Linked DNA regions of Homo sapiens: region 2 is linked to region 1. Evidence: chromatin contacts called from ENCODE Hi-C or POLR2A ChIA-PET data. All regions are on one chromosome and are shown on one strand. The core of a region is the stretch at or near the end of the contact, and the rest is flanking DNA. Distances in the headings are between cores, read along the strand shown. Region 1 overlaps ZMYND8 (zinc finger MYND-type containing 8). Region 2 overlaps KCNB1 (potassium voltage-gated channel subfamily B member 1).

Evidence for each region. Hi-C counts contacts between places; a loop is a spot of excess contacts on that map. ChIA-PET counts read pairs that join two places held with the same protein, here RNA polymerase II (POLR2A).
Region 2: a map of posterior vena cava shows a loop between it and region 1 (31-fold over the local background). The contact joins two enhancer-like sites. A Hi-C loop is called at or near these places in 1 of 168 maps with a recorded cell type or tissue (posterior vena cava). POLR2A ChIA-PET finds 5 or more read pairs at or near these places in 1 of 52 experiments (PC-9).

What each region holds. Positions count from the first base shown.
Region 1 is chr20:47,338,649-47,346,122 of GRCh38, reverse strand. The region is part of intron 2 of ZMYND8 (zinc finger MYND-type containing 8); the gene reads left to right. Among named protein-coding and RNA genes, the nearest start is that of ZMYND8, 14 kb to the left of the region's middle. RefSeq lists enhancers at 1-272, 3,047-3,828, 6,239-6,738. Within about 2 kb of position 2,887, at least 3 of the 41 ENCODE cell types and tissues checked have a DNase peak (open chromatin) inside an H3K27ac peak, as active enhancers do.
Region 2 is chr20:49,391,622-49,399,095 of GRCh38, reverse strand. The region is part of intron 1 of KCNB1 (potassium voltage-gated channel subfamily B member 1); the gene reads left to right. All of the region lies in intron 2 of LOC105372649 (a long non-coding RNA gene), which reads right to left. Among named protein-coding and RNA genes, the nearest start is that of KCNB1, 87 kb to the left of the region's middle. Within about 2 kb of position 3,796, at least 10 of the 41 ENCODE cell types and tissues checked have a DNase peak (open chromatin) inside an H3K27ac peak, as active enhancers do.

The DNA.
Region 1 (7,474 bases), core at 1,638-4,137:
GGACACTGGCTCTGTCCCTTCATTTTTGTATTTGTGAAGTGGGGTGTTGGATTAGATTCTATCCAAGCATGACCAAGCTGAGTGACCATTGTCTCTTTCTCTCTTTTCTCCTACTCCCATCCTCACCCTTCAGCAGCCAGAATGCGCTTCAAAAACGTGGATTGGGGTCAGGCACAGTGGCGCATGCCAATCATCCCAGCTACTTGAGAGACTGAAGTGGGAGGATCAGTTGAGGCCAGGAGTTTGAAACCAGCCTGGGCAACTTAACGAGACCCCCCCCTCCCGCCCCCATCTCTATTAAAAAAAAAAAAGTGGACAGAGTGCGTTGGCTCACGCCTGTAATCTTAGCACTTTGGGAGGGCGAGGCGGGTGGATTGTCTGAGCTCAGGAGTTCGAGACCAGCCTGGGCAACACGGTGAAACCCCATCTCTACTAAAATACAAAAAAATTATCTGGGCGTGGCAGCATGTGCCTATAATCCCAGTTACTTGGGAGGCTGAAGCAGGAGAATTGCTTGAACCCAGGAGGCGGAGGTTGCAGTGAGCCAAGACCACGCCTTTGCACTCCGGCCTAGGGGACAGAGCGAGACTCCGTCTTAAAAAAAAAAAAAAAAAAAGTGGGTCAGGTTCTGTCTCATTTTGCTAACTCCTTCTGATGATTTTCCAGTACCCTTCCACTCAGGTCTGAAGTCACCGTGACCTGCCTACCTGGGCCGGCCCTGTTTACCTTTGTTTCCTTTGTGATGTTCTGTTCACCTTGTGCCATTTCTCCCCCAACTTCACTTGAGCTCCTTGGCCTCCTTCCTCTTGGTTCCTTCCTTGGGGCCCCTGTGTGTCTTTTGCCAGGAGCAGGCTGCCCATTTCTCATTGTGATCTCAGACTTATCTCAGATGGTGGCTCCTCAAAGAGGCTTTTGGTGGCCACGGAGTCTGAAGGAGTCATTTCATTATTTTCTGTTTTAAATATATATATAAAAGACAACGTCTCACTGCACTGTCCTGGCTAGAGTGCACTGGTATGATCATAGCTCACTGTATCCTTGATCTCCTGGGCTCAAAGCTCACTGTAGCCTCAATCTCCTGGGCTCAAGCTATCTTCCCACCTCAGCCTCCTGAGTAGCTGGGACTACAGGTGCACACCACCTCACCTGGCTAATTAAAAAAATTTTTTTTTTGTAGGGATGAGGTCGCAGTGGGTTGCCCAGGCTGGTCTGAAACCCTTGGCCTCAAGTGATCCTCCCTCTTTGACCTCCCAAAGTGCTGGGATTATAGGCATGTGCCACCATGCCTGGCCAATTTTCTATTACATTTTTAAAATGAACTTTTAATTTAACAGTAGTATTAGATTTCCAGAAAAGTTTTGAGGATAGTGCCAAGAGTTCCCATGTTAGCCCCTGGCTCCACACACACAATTTCTTCTATTATTAACATCATACACTAGTGTGGTGTAATTGTTACAAATAATGCATCAATTTTGATATGTTATTACCAACTAAAGGCCATCCCTTATTCAGATTTCCTTCGGTTTCCCACAAAAGTCCCTTTTCCGTTTTAGAATCCCACTCAGGATTCCTCATTACATTTAGTTGTCTGCCTGGGCTCCTGTTGGCTGTGACAGTTTCTTAGACTTTTCTTGTTTTTGTGGAACTTACCGGTTTTCAGGAATACTGGTCGGGTATTTTGTAGATTGTCCTGTCAATTGGGATTTGTATAATGTGTTTCTCATGATTAGACTCTGGTAAACTGTGGTTATGGGTTTTGGGGAGGAAGAAGACTACAGAGGGTAAAATGCCATTTTCATCATATCACATCAAGGGTATGTATTATTAATAAGATCTATCACTGTTGGCCTTGTGCAGTGGCTCACACCTGTAATCTCAGCACTTTGGGAGGCCAAGGTGGGGGGATCATCTGAGGTCAAGAGTTCGAGACCATCCTGGCCAACATGGTGAAACCCTGCCTCTATTAAAAATACAAAAATTAGCTGGGTGTGGTGGCAGGCACCTCTAGTCGCAACTACTCGGGAGGCTGAGGCAGGAGAATCACTTGAACCCGGGGTGGAGGGGGTGGAGACGGAGGTTGTAGTTAGCTGAGACCATGCCACTGCACTCCAGTCTGGGAGATAGAATGAGACTATCTCAAAAAGAAAAAAAAAAAAAAAAAAAAAGATTTATCACTGTTGATGTTGACCATGACCATCTGGCTGTCTTTCTTCTCTTTCCATCCTCTGCTCTTTGGAAGGAAGTCACAAGGCATCACCCACACTTAAGGAGTGAAGAGCTATGCTCCACCTCCTCGAAAGCAGAGGCTTGACATAAATTATTTGGGGGCTGGATGTGGTGGCTCATGCCTGTAATCCCAGCACTTTGGGAGGCCAAGGCGGGCAGATCACTTGAGGCCAGGAGTTCGAGACCAGCCTGGCCAACGTGGCAAAATCCCATCTCTACTAAAAATAACAAACATTGTATGCCTATAATCCCAGCTACTTGGGAGACTGAAGCAGAAAAATCACTTGAACCCGAGAGGCGGAGGTTGCAGTGAGCCAAGATTCCACCACTGCACTCCAGCCTGGGTGACAGTGACACTGTGTCTCAAAAAAAAAAATTTAGAATTCTTCTGTATGGGGTATTAGTCTTTTCTCCCTCATGTATTTATTCAGTCATTTATCTCTAGCAGTGTGGACTCTGGGATGGTTACTTTATACTGTGGGTTGTAATCCAATACTACTTATTTATTTTATTGCTCAAATCATTCCAGCTTTGGCAGTTGGGAGCTCTTTGTGTTGGCTCTTGTGTCCCCTTGACAGACTCCATCGTTGTGGGGTTTATTTATTTGTTCGTTTGAGACAGCCTCGTTCTGCTGCCCAGGCTGGAGTGCAGTGGTATAATCACAGCTCATTGCAGCCTTGACCTGCTGGACTCAAGCAGTCCTCTTGCCTCAGCCTCCCAAGTAGCTGGGACCACAGGCATGCATCACCACAGTTGGCTAATTTTTGTTCTTTTTATTTGTAGAGATGGAGTCTCGCTGTGTTGCCCAGGCTGGTTTTGAATTTCCCAGGCTCAAGTGATCCTACCACTTTGGCCTCCCAAAGTGCTGGGGTTACAGGTGTGAACCACCATGCCCGGCTGGCCTATTTATTTATTTATTGAGCACTTTCTTGTCTTCTGGCACTATAAGATGTTCCAGGCTCATTTTGTATGTCTTTGCCTCAGCCCTAAAATCATCCATTTCTCTATGGATCCTGGTTTCTTTCTTTCTTTTCTTTTTTTTTTTTTTTTGAGATGTAGTCTTGCTCTGTTGCCGAGGCTGGAGTGCGGTGGTGTGATCTCAGCTTACTGTGACTTCCACCTCCTAGTTCAAGCAATTCCTCTGCTCCAGCCTCCATAGTAGCTGGGATTACAGGCACATGTCACCATGCCCGGCTAATTTTTTTGTATTTGTAGTAGAGGCGGGGTTTCACCATGTTGGCCAGGCTAGTCTCGAACTCCTGACCTCAGGCAATCCGCCTGCCTCAGCCTCCCAAAGTGCTGGGATTACAGGCATGAGCCTCCGTGCCCAGCTTTTTTTTTTTTTCTTTGAGACAGAATCTCGCTCTGTCTCCCAGGCTGGAGTGCAGTTGGCGCGATCTTGGCTCACTGCAACCTCCACTTCCCTGGTTCAAGCAATTCCCCTGCCTCAGCCTCCCGAGTAACTGGGATTGCAGGAGCGCACCACCACGCCTGGCTAATTTTTTTGTATTTTTAGTAGAGGCAGGGTTTCACCATGTTGGCCAGGCTAGTCTCGAACTCTTGACCTCAGGTAATCCGCCCGCCTCGGCCTCCCAAAGTGCTGGGATTACAGGTGTGAGCCACCGCACCCAGAGGATCCTGGTTTCTTTTATTGGAGAATAGTATTAGAAACCAAGATGTGGGCACTAAGTGTGCTCGTTTTTGTTTGTTTGTTTGTTCGTTTTTGAGATGGAGTTTCCCTCTGTTGCCCAGGCTGGAGTGCAGTGGCACAATCTCGGCTCATTGCAACCTCTGCCTCCTGGTTTCAAATGATTCTCCTGCCTCAGCCTCCTGAGCAGCTGGGACTACAGGCACACACCACCACGCCTGGCTAAGTTTTGTATTTTTTTTTTTTGAGACGGAGTCACGCCCTGTCACCCAGGCTGGAGTGCAGTGGCGCGATCTCCGCTCACTGCAAGCTCCGCCTCCCGGGTTCACGCCATTCTCCTGCCTCAGCCTCCCAAGTAGCTGGGATTACAGGCGCCCGCCACCACGCCCGGCTAATTTTTTGTATTTTTAGTAGAGACAGGGTTTCCCCATGTTAGGCAGGATGGTCTCGATCTCCTGACCTCGTGATCCACCCGCCTCAGCCTCCCAAAGTGCTGGGATTACAGGCACGAGCCACCGCGCCCGGCCAAGTTTTGTATTTTTAGTAGAGATGGGGTTTCACTATGTTGGCCAGGCTGGTCTGGAACTTCTGACCTTGTGATCCTCCCACCTCGGCCTCCCAAAGTGCTGGGATTGTAGGCATGAACCACCGCACCTGGCCAAGTGTGTGCTCATTGCTACTGGAATGTCTTTGTTCTAGATTCTTTTTTTTTTTTTTTTTTTGAGATGGAGTCTCGCTCTGTCACCTAGGCTGGAATGCAGTGGTGCACTCTCAGCTAACTGCAACCCCTGCCTCCCAGGTTCAAGCAATTCTTCTGCCCCAGCCTTCTAAGTAGCTGGGACTATAGGTATGCACCACCATGCCTGGCTAATTTTTAAATTTTTAGTAGAGATGGGGTTTTGCCATGTTAGCCAGGCTAGTCTCGAACTCCTGACCTCAAGTGATCTGCCCACCTCGGCCTTCCAAAGTGCTGGGATTATAGGTGTGAGCCACCTTGCTTCTAGATTTTCTCAGTAGACAAGGAAGGATATATAGACATACTGTGTAAACATTTTTACATGTATCCATCTGTGTCTATATCAGCTAAACATGAGTTCATTCTCTCGTTTGACCTTTTCGCATTACCACATGGATCATTCTAGCCTTATTCCCTGGTTTCTCTGTAACCTCCTCCTCCAACAGTGAGAAGGCTGGCTTCTACTGTCCACCGTTTGTTTACTATTTTCTGGTACATTTTAACCTGATCTACAGTGTTCAGTCTGATGAACTTTAACACACGTTCGCACTCATGGGGCCCTGACCCAGATCAAGATAATTAAACATTTCCAGCATCCAGAGCGTCCTCTATCCCTCTGATTTTGTTTATAGCCTTTGTCCTCACTTTGTATTTTCTTATTTGTTACTCTGCTAGAATGCTGGCTGCTGTATTTTTTTTTTTTTTACATTAAAAAAAATACTTTTTGAGACAGAGTCTTGCTCTGTTGCCCAGGCTGGAGTGCAGTGGCTTGACCTTGGCTCGCTGCAACCTTCATTTCCCGGGTTCAAGTGATTCTCCTGCCTCAGCCTCCTGAGTAGCTGGGGCATACGCCGCCACACCCAGCTAATTTTTTAATTTTTAGTAGAGATGGGTTTTCACCATGTTGGCCAGGCTGGTCTCGAACTCCTGATCTCAAGTGATCTGCTCGCCTCAGCCTCCCAAAGTGGTGGGATTGTAGGCGTGAGCCACCACGCCTCCGGCCTTTTTTTTTTTTTAAGACATGGAATCTCACTGTGTTGCGCAGGCTGCAGTGTAGTGCAGTGGTTATTCACAGTTGCCATCATAGTACACTATAGCCTCTAACTCCTGGGCTCAGGTGATTCTCTTGCTTCAGCCTCCCGAGTAGCTGGGACTGTAAGTGCGCACCATGGTTTCAAGTTCCCTCTTTAAGCACCCCTGGACCACCATTCTTACTTACCCCAATGATTTGAGAGGCAAGGTGTCATTGAGATTTAAAACACCTGGCTTCTGGCTGGGTGGCTTATGCCTGTAATCCCAGCACTTTGGGAGGCCAAGCACTTTGAGAGGCGGATCATGAGGTCAGGAGTTTGAGACCAGCCTGGCCAATATGGTGAAACCCAGTGTCCACTAAAAATAGAAAATTAGCTGGGTGTGGTGGCAGGCACCTGTAATCTCAGCTACTCAGGAGGCTGAGGCAGGGGAATCGCTGGAAACCAGGAGGCAGAGGTTGCAGGGAGCTGAGATCGTGCCCCTGCACTCCAGCCTGGGTGACAGAGTGAGACTCCGTCTCAAAAAAAAACAAAAACCACCTGGCTTCTAGAGCCAGATTTCCTGGTTCTGTCTTGCCCCCTTTCTAGCTGAGTTATTCCTTGTGGCTAGGTTTCCTTTTGTAAATGGGGATGATAAAGATAGAAGGTTATGGCTAAGATGAACTTTGCTCACACAGATAGAATGCTCAGAATGGTTCTTGGGGCCGGGTGTGGTGCCTCACTCACGCCTGTGATCCCAGCATTTTGGGAAGCCGAGGTGGGCGGATCATGAGGTAAGGAGATCGAGACCATCCTGGCTAACATGGTGAAACCCCGTCTCTACTAAAAATACAAAAAATTAGCCAGGCGTGGTCGCGGGTGCCTGTAGTCCCAGCTACTCAGGAGGCTGAGGCAGGAGAATGGCGTGAACCCGGGAGGCGGAGCTTGCAGTGAGCAGAGATTGCGCCACTGCACTCCAGCCTGGGCGACAGAGTGAGACTCCGTCTCAAAAAAGAATGGTTCTTGGGACAGGGTGGCTGCTCAAAAATGTTAGCTATGATTTGCATCAACTTAGAGACAGTGAATTTTTATTGCTAGGTCTGTCAGGTGGTGAGAATGACTGTTCTGCCATTTCCCCCACTTGCAGCCTCTAGGAAGAAGGTCTGGAGGCAGATGAGGAAACCATGCCCGGAAGACCCCCTGCTTAGAGGGGGCACAGTGAAGAATTGTGGGCCGGGCACTGTGGCTCATGCCTGTAATCCCAGCACTTTGGGAGGCCGAGGCGGGCGGATCACAAGGTCAGGAGATCGAGACCATTTTGGCCAACACAGTGAAACCCCGTCTCTACTAAAAATACAAAAAATTAGCCGGGCGTGGAGGTGGGCGCCTGTAGTCCTAGCTACTTGGGAGGTTGAGGCAGGAAAATGGCATGAACCTGGGAGGCAGAGCTTGCAGTGAGCCAAGATCACGCCACTGCACTCCAGCCTGGGTGACAGAGCGAGACTCTGTCTCACAAAAAAAAAAAAAAAAAGAAATAATTGTGTAGGGTTGCCCAGCAGGCAGGCTCGGGACCAGATAGGAATTTGCTTCTCTCCATCTAGGAGTCCAGTGCTTTGCACTGCCCTGCAAGCTTCCTGTCCTGTTGGCCTCTGTGACATTTGAAGAAGCCATTCTGCAGGTGTTTGGAAGGATTTTCTCGGGTGCTTGGGAATTCTTGCTTTGGTAGGGAATCATTGAGGGGAAGGGATCACCTTGTTTTGAGGGAGAACTTTCCCCAAGGATTCTCTGGGGTGGTTGTCGTTATGTGAAACTGAGCTCTCGTGCCCCATAGTGAGTGGCGGTGGTGGTAGCTTC
Region 2 (7,474 bases), core at 2,547-5,046, 2.1 Mb before region 1:
GTGAGACCCCGTCTCAAAAAAACAAACAAACAAAAAACAAAAAAACAAAGAGAACTCCTCCTCCCCCATGGTTGCAAAGTTCCAAGATCCACTCTCATGAAGCCATCTTGTGTCACATGCCCATCCCTCAGTCAATCACAAAGGCTGGGAGGGTTGGTCTATGCTGATTGGACCAGGCAGAGCCACATGGCCACTCCTGGAGCTGGAGGTGGCCTCAGAGTAGAGACATCAGAAGAGGGTGAGAGAGAGGTGCAGGGCAGAGGATCAGTGGGTGGCCTTCAGAGGTAGGACCAGATAAAGACGCCATGGGTCCCAGGACCTGGTGCTTGGTAATGCTCAACAATTAATGTTTTTAATTGTAAAACATTAATGTGCTGTAAAGATAGGGAACAACCCATAGGTTGTGAGGTAGAGCAGCCCTGGGTTCAAATCCCAGCTCTGCTACTTGTTAGCTGTGTGGCCTTGGGCAAAGCACTTGACCTCTCTGTGGCTTGGTTTCTTCATCTGTAAAATTGGATGAAAATGATCGATTGTTTTGAGTATTAAATGAGTTATTGCATTCAAAGCACTTAGAAAAGGGCCTGACACATTGTCGGTACTCAGTAAATGTTAGTTATTATGTTCATTATCTATTCAGTGTACTCAATGGTGCCAACTTATATGACTCACTAGGATTAAAATCTCTTCCCTCCACCTGGATGCTCCTTTCCCAGATCTTCATACAACTCGATACTCCATCTTTGGGTCTCAGCTCAGATGTCACCTCCTCAGAGAAGCCCTCCCTGACTACCATAGTTGATGATGTCCCTACAGCCAGTCTCTATCCCATTAGCCCATTTTCTTGCACCTTGAAGAGATCCTTTTTAATTTACCTATTTCCTCATTTCATGTCTGCTTCCCCCACCCAAATATCAGTTCCCTGAAGACAGAGTCTGTCTTGATCACTGCTGTGTCCTCAGGATCTGGAAAAGTGTTTGGCACATAGCTTGGCTCCATAAATGTTTGATGAATGAATGCCCCTTTTCTTCCCCGATAGTATTTCTGTGCCGCATCATCCATCAGGGAGGACACTGGGGCAAAGATGTAGCAAGGGGGGAGGGGTGCAGAGATGCATACCCCAAATAGCTGGGTTGGAGCTTCGGGGGGAGACCTAGGTGAGCCTGCCACCCCTCTGTCCCCCAAGAAGGGTCTTTTAGATCCCTGTCCCCGGTTGTGTAGAGGGTCTCAGCTCTGGGTGGCCTAAGAGGACAGGAGCGTTCTTCTTGACTTGGGTCATCCTAGCCAAGGTCAGGCTAAAGCCAGCAGGCCTGGGATTACACACCCTTGCACATCCAGCTGCTTAGCCGGATTAGTGCAGACGCCATGCCCACAGGCCTAGGCCCAAGACAGGGGCCCCGGGAGGGTGAGTCACAGGCCACCTCACCCTCCTACTCCTCTGGCCTTTCCTACACTGGAGAAGCCTCAAGACCTACCAGGGACCTGACAGAGTGGCTGTATTTTCTGTGTATATTTTCATTACTGTTTATTGAATGTCTACTGTATACCAGGCCCTGAACGGGGCACTTTACAGGCTCTCAGTCAGTCCTTCAGTCTGAGAGACTAGGGCTCATTTATTTATTTTTAAAATTCAGTTCCTCAATAGTTATTAAGCACCTACTATGTACCAGACACAGGTCTAGGCATGAGAGATGCTGAAGTTACAAAGATGGTCCCTGCTTTCATGGAGCTTTTAGAGGAAAAGACAGGCAGGGAGTAAATAAATATTTTCATTTTTTAATTTTTTTAATTTTTTTTTTTTTAGAGATAGGGTCTCGCTCTGTCACTCAAACTGGAGTGCTGTGGCGGTGACATGGTTCACTGCAGCCTCGACCTCCTAGGCTCAAGCGATCCTCCCACCTCAGCCCCCCAAGTAGCTGGGACTACAGGTGCACGCCAACTCACCCGGCTAATTTTTGTATTTTTTGTAGAGACGGGGTTTTACCATGTTGCCCAGGCTGGTCTCAAACTCCTGAGCTCAGGCGATCTGCCTATCTCGGCCTCCCAAAGTGCTGGGATTACAGGCATGAGCCACTGCGCCCAGCCATGAATATTTTTTAAATGCTCTTCAGCTCCTCAAGCCAGAGGTGAAGAAGTCGGGAAGGGAAAATGTGGATGGGCAGGTAGAGCTTTCTCGTGCACTCTATAGGCCCAGGAAGGATGTTTGTGGCCCATAACCCACGGCTGCTTGTGGGGAGCTTTGCCGTCTGTGAGAGAATAGAATATGGACAAGCTTTTACCACAAATGTTTGTTGAATGACTGAATGAATATTCTGCTGTTGCTCAGAAGCCTTCCCAAGCTCCCCATTGTCTGCGGGGTCTGGTCCAGACCCCTCAGCTGATGTTCACAGCACCCCCATGATCTGGCCCCAGGTGCTCCTCCGATTCCTCTCCATCTCAGGAAACACCACCACTATCCTCCCAGTTGCTCAGGATGAAAACCTGGGATTCCATCTTGACTCTTCTTTCCCTCGCCCCACACATCTGAGCCATCAGCAATTGGTTGATTTCACCTCCAAAATATAACTTGAATTTGTCTTCCGTACTGTGAACAGACACAGTCTCTTGCCTGGACACCTACCACAGCCTCCTCACTTTGATTCCTGTTTCTATTCCAGTCCCCCTACAGGCTGTTCCTAGGTGCAGCTCGGGGATTATTTTATTTTATTTTATTTATTTTATTTTATTTTATTTTATTTTATTTTACTATTTTTTGAAACAAAGTTTCACGTTGCCCAGGTTGGAGTGCAATGGCACAATCTCGGCTCACTTTAACCTCTGCCTCCCAGGTTCAAGCGATCCTCATGTCTCAGCCTCCCGAGTAGCTGGGATTACAGGCGCCCACCCCCGTGCCCGGCTAATTTTTGTATTTTTAGTAGAGACAGGGTTTCACCATGTTGGCCAGGCTGGTCTCGAATTCCTGACCTCAGGTAATCTGCCCACCTCCGCCTCCCAAAGTGCTGGGATTACAGGCATGAGCCACTGCGCCTGGCTAGAGCTAGGGGATCTTTAAACCTACATTAGGCCATGGCCGTGTGGCTCCCAGGATTCTCAGGTTCAAAACATCCTATCAGGTCTTAAAGGCCTGCCTCTCTTCTCTCTTTGACCTCAACTCTCACGCCCTTTGTCTTCCTCCCTAGCACCAGGGACACTGGTCGCCTTTCTCCTCCTCTTCTTGCCAATCTCTTCCCTGCCCCAGGACCCTTGCACTTGCCGTGACTGCTGCCCGGACCGGCCTTTCCCCAGATCTTTGCGAGCTGGCTCCTTTGCATTCCTCAGATCCGCACTCACGCATCACCTCCTCAGTGAGGCCCTCCAAAGCCGTTGGGCTAAAGTAGTCCCCTATCTCCTGCCCGTCTTTTTTAATCCTCTAATTCTGCTTTACTGAGGTGTGGTAGGATGAGCGGTGGGGACTAGGAGGAGCTTCAGAGCAGTCTAGAAGCAGGAGAGACGAGGGGAAAATGCAGCCAGGGGCTCTAAGGAAGCAGCAACATGGCTTCTCTGCAGCCATATACGGATGGATGAGGGGCTGGCCCAGGCAGGGATTCCATCCGCATATTCCTGATCCAGGGCATCTCGCGGACCCAGCTCTTGGCCCAGCATTCCCTAAGGAACCCATGACTGCTTCTCTGGCACTGTTTAATCTTTTCCCTCATCGCTGGCTACACGTCTAATGATTTATTCCTGGGCTCCCAAACCAGATTCCTGCAGAAGCCAAGCGAGCCTCATAAACAACACGCACAGGGTGCACGTGAGATTTTAGAGTACAGGACTGGACTTAACACCGCGCAGCGGCAGCCTGGGCTTGCCACGGAGCAGCGTGGACCAAGAGTACCCAGAGCTTCAGATTTTTCTTGAGAAGCTCAAATGTGAATTCATAGGGAAAATAAATATTGGCAACGAATTCACTGTGTGGGCCAAAACTCCCTGCCGGTGGATGAGTGGGGGGCCGTCCTGCTGGCAGGGTGTCCTCGGTTCACATGCGTACCCTGGGGTACGCATTTTCCATGCATGATTTCATTGCTGCCTGACAACCACCTGTGCAGGGGGTATTATTCTGAGCCCCATTTTACAGATGAGGAAGCTGAGGCTCAGAGAGTTAATGTGATCATACATGCCAGAGTTCAACCTATATCTAGAACTAATCTGCTTGCCCAAAAGCTGAAGTGGTTCCAAACTCTGTACTAAGAGTGTCTACCTGTTTTGTCTGACTTCATCTTCCGATTCTGCCTGTTTCACACGGGAGACTCAGAGAGGTTAAGTAATGTACCGAAAGTCACCCAGCTGCCAAGGGCCAGGATTGGAACCCAACTTTGTCCAAAGTCAAAGTTTGTAGGCTAACCCCTTACTCTCTATCCAGTTTCAATATGAAGGAGCTTTGAGAAGTTCAAGTGACCACAGAATCCTTGGTGGTACTGAAACAATTATCTGTACAAGATCCTACTAAGCGTAAGCCCTGAGAAGTGCTAAGACTTCTGGCCCTTCTATGGAAACCCTGTGTTGCAGCCAGGGCTCTTAGATGACACTTTTTTGGAGAGAGTGGGATCCTCAGGAATTTTGTTCAAATGCTGACATCTGACCGCTTGTTCACTTTATGTGTCAACTCCTGGGCTTTGGTTGCTCCTGCCAGACCCCAGTGCAGGCTGGGAGAGTTTGGAGGATTCCAGATGCAATCTAGAATCTGCCCAGAAGCTTGCGGCTCATGGGGGAGCTTCCACCAGTGGGTATACCTCCTCCCGTCCTTCTCTCCACCACTCCTTGATCTATGGAAGAAGGGAACAGGCATTTCTTGAGGACCTGGTAGATGCCATGCACTTTCTTTGTGATATCTCAGTGTGATTCAGCCCCTTCCTTCCTGTGGATCCTAAACGCAAGTCATTTTACCTCTATGAATCTTAGCTCTCTCACCTGTAAAATTAAGATAACAATTTTGTTCAGTCAGATCACTTTTTATTTGCAAGGGTCAGAAATCCAGCCCAACTGGCCTAATCCAAAAAGAGCATTCATCAGTTCATATTGTTGGAAAATCCAAAGGGATGGCTTCAGGGATGGCTGGATCCAGGTGCTCAAATAATGTCATTAGAAACCTGTCTTTGTGTCTTGGCACAGAGTCCCTCTGCTTTGGCTACACTCTTGGGCAGATTTTTTTTCCCCAGAGAGCCAGAGTTGACCCTCCAGCCACTTCTGGTTGATATCCTGTTAACCCAACAGCCCCTGATGAAAGAGACCACCTCTTTCCCAATAATTTGAGAAAAAGTTCCAGGATGAACCCTGATTGACCAATTTTAGTCATGCCCACACTACTAAAGTAATCCCTGTGGCCAGGGAGATGAATTATCCTAACTGGTAAGCTTGGATCTCACTCTTACCCCCTGAAACGGAGAAACAGGGTCAACTTCACTTAATGCGTGATTGTGGAGGAGGAACAATTCCCAAAAAATGATGCTAAACTATCCAAAAACATATCCACCACACTAATACCTACCTCCTGGGTACTTGTGAGGATTAATTGAGATAGTATGCTGTGCCTGGCTCCCAGTACATGCTCAGTTACTCCATAGCCAGCCTTGTCAACTCCTTCCTGAACCTCTGACTATCCATCTCTGACCCAGCCTCAGAGTGAGACAGGCATGAATTCAAGTCCTAATCCTGCTGTGTGGCTCTGGGCATGTTATTTAGGGGCTCCAAGCCTCAGATCCATCCTCTGAAAAATGAAGGTGAAAAGAGGAGCTACTTCCTGGGGTGATGGTGAATAAATGCTTTGGTACCTCACATGTCGCGGGTGTGCAGTAAATGGTGGTCTCCCCTCTTGCCAGTTTTCTCTCTGTGTGCACACCTGCCCTAGCCAAACTGGCTTGACTGTTATTCCCCACCTCCAACCCTTTGAATATGCAGCTGCCTCTGCCTAGAACACCCCTACTCCCATCTCTGCCTGCTGGAATCCATCTCTAGCCCTCAAGCCCCAGCCCAAATGTTTCCTCCTCCAATGGAACCTCACCTTTTTGAGGCTTGGTTTTCACAATTGCAAAGCAGGAATTACGAGAGTATCTACCTCCTGGGGTTGATATAAGGAGTAAATGAGATCGGTCATGCAATGCAGTTGGCGCAGTGCCTGCTTTGGTGAGAAATCAATAAATCTCAGCTGTTATTATATCATTAGTATCAGGCATCCAGCTGCTAATTCAAGCTTGCATTTTCCAATAGTGCCTTGCATAGGAGGGGTGCTCAGTAAACATATTGCATTTGGGTGGTCCGATTGGGGTCATGGCTTCTAAACCCATCCATCCAAACTTCCATCCATCCATCCATCCCTCCATCCAACTGACCAACTCACAAACCATTCACCTGTTCATTCATTCAGGCAGTCATTTAGTGCACCAGTATTTGTTGAGTGCCAATGCCACATCTGGCTCTGTGCTGGGCAGTGGGGACCCAGCCTTGTGAAATAGACACAGTCCCTGCCCTTGATGTGCTAACCTAGGTTGGTGGAGAAGCGGAAAATAAATGAGTAAACAAACAAATAAACAAAATGATTTGGCCAGGCATGGTGGCTCACATCTATAATCCCGTCCCTTTGGGAGGCTGAGGCGGAAGGATTCCTTGAGCCCAAGAGTTTGAGACCAGCCTGGGTAACATAGTGAGATCTTATCTCTACAAAAAGAAAAAAAAATAGCTGGGCATTGTGGCGCACATCTGTGGTCCCAGCTACTCAGGAGGCTGAGGTGGGAGGATTGCTGGAGCCTGGGAGGTCAAGGATGCAGTGAACCATGATAACATCACTGCACCCTTTTGAGACCCTGTCAAAAAAAAAAAAAAATGACTGCAGATTGTGACAAATCACCAAGGAGGTAAAACAGTGCAGCAAGAGTGAGTGACTGAGGAAGAGGTATTTTTAATCAGGCAGTGAGGGACAGTCTCTCTAAGGAGAGACTGTGAGGGATAAGAAGGAGCCAGTCACAGACAATCTGGGATGAGGATGTTCTAGACAGAGAAACAGCAAGTGCAAACGTCCTGAGGCAGGAGTGGGCTTGGCATGTGGAAGAGCAGACAGGTGGCCAGTGTGGCTGGAAGGGAGTGACTATGTGCAAGAGCACAGAGAAAAAGAGATCAGAGAGGTCAACAGGGGCCAAGTCAGGCAGGGCCGTGCAGCCTCCATAAGAGTTTGGACCTTGTTTCAAGTGCAGCAGGACACCACTGGAGGACTTTAAGAAGGCGAGTGATGAAACTTCACAAAGACTGCTGTGACAGGGCAATGAAAGGGCTGACTCAACTTAATTCAGTCTAGGAAAAGCTGGTGACATTGCTACTGAGTCCCGAAAGAAGGAAGAAAGCAAACTGGTGAAGGGGCAGGGGAGGTGGCAGGAAAAGGTCTCTCCAGGCCAGGCCCAGGGAACAGCAAATGAAAAGGTGCCGAGGTCTCTGTTGACCTCCCTCTTAG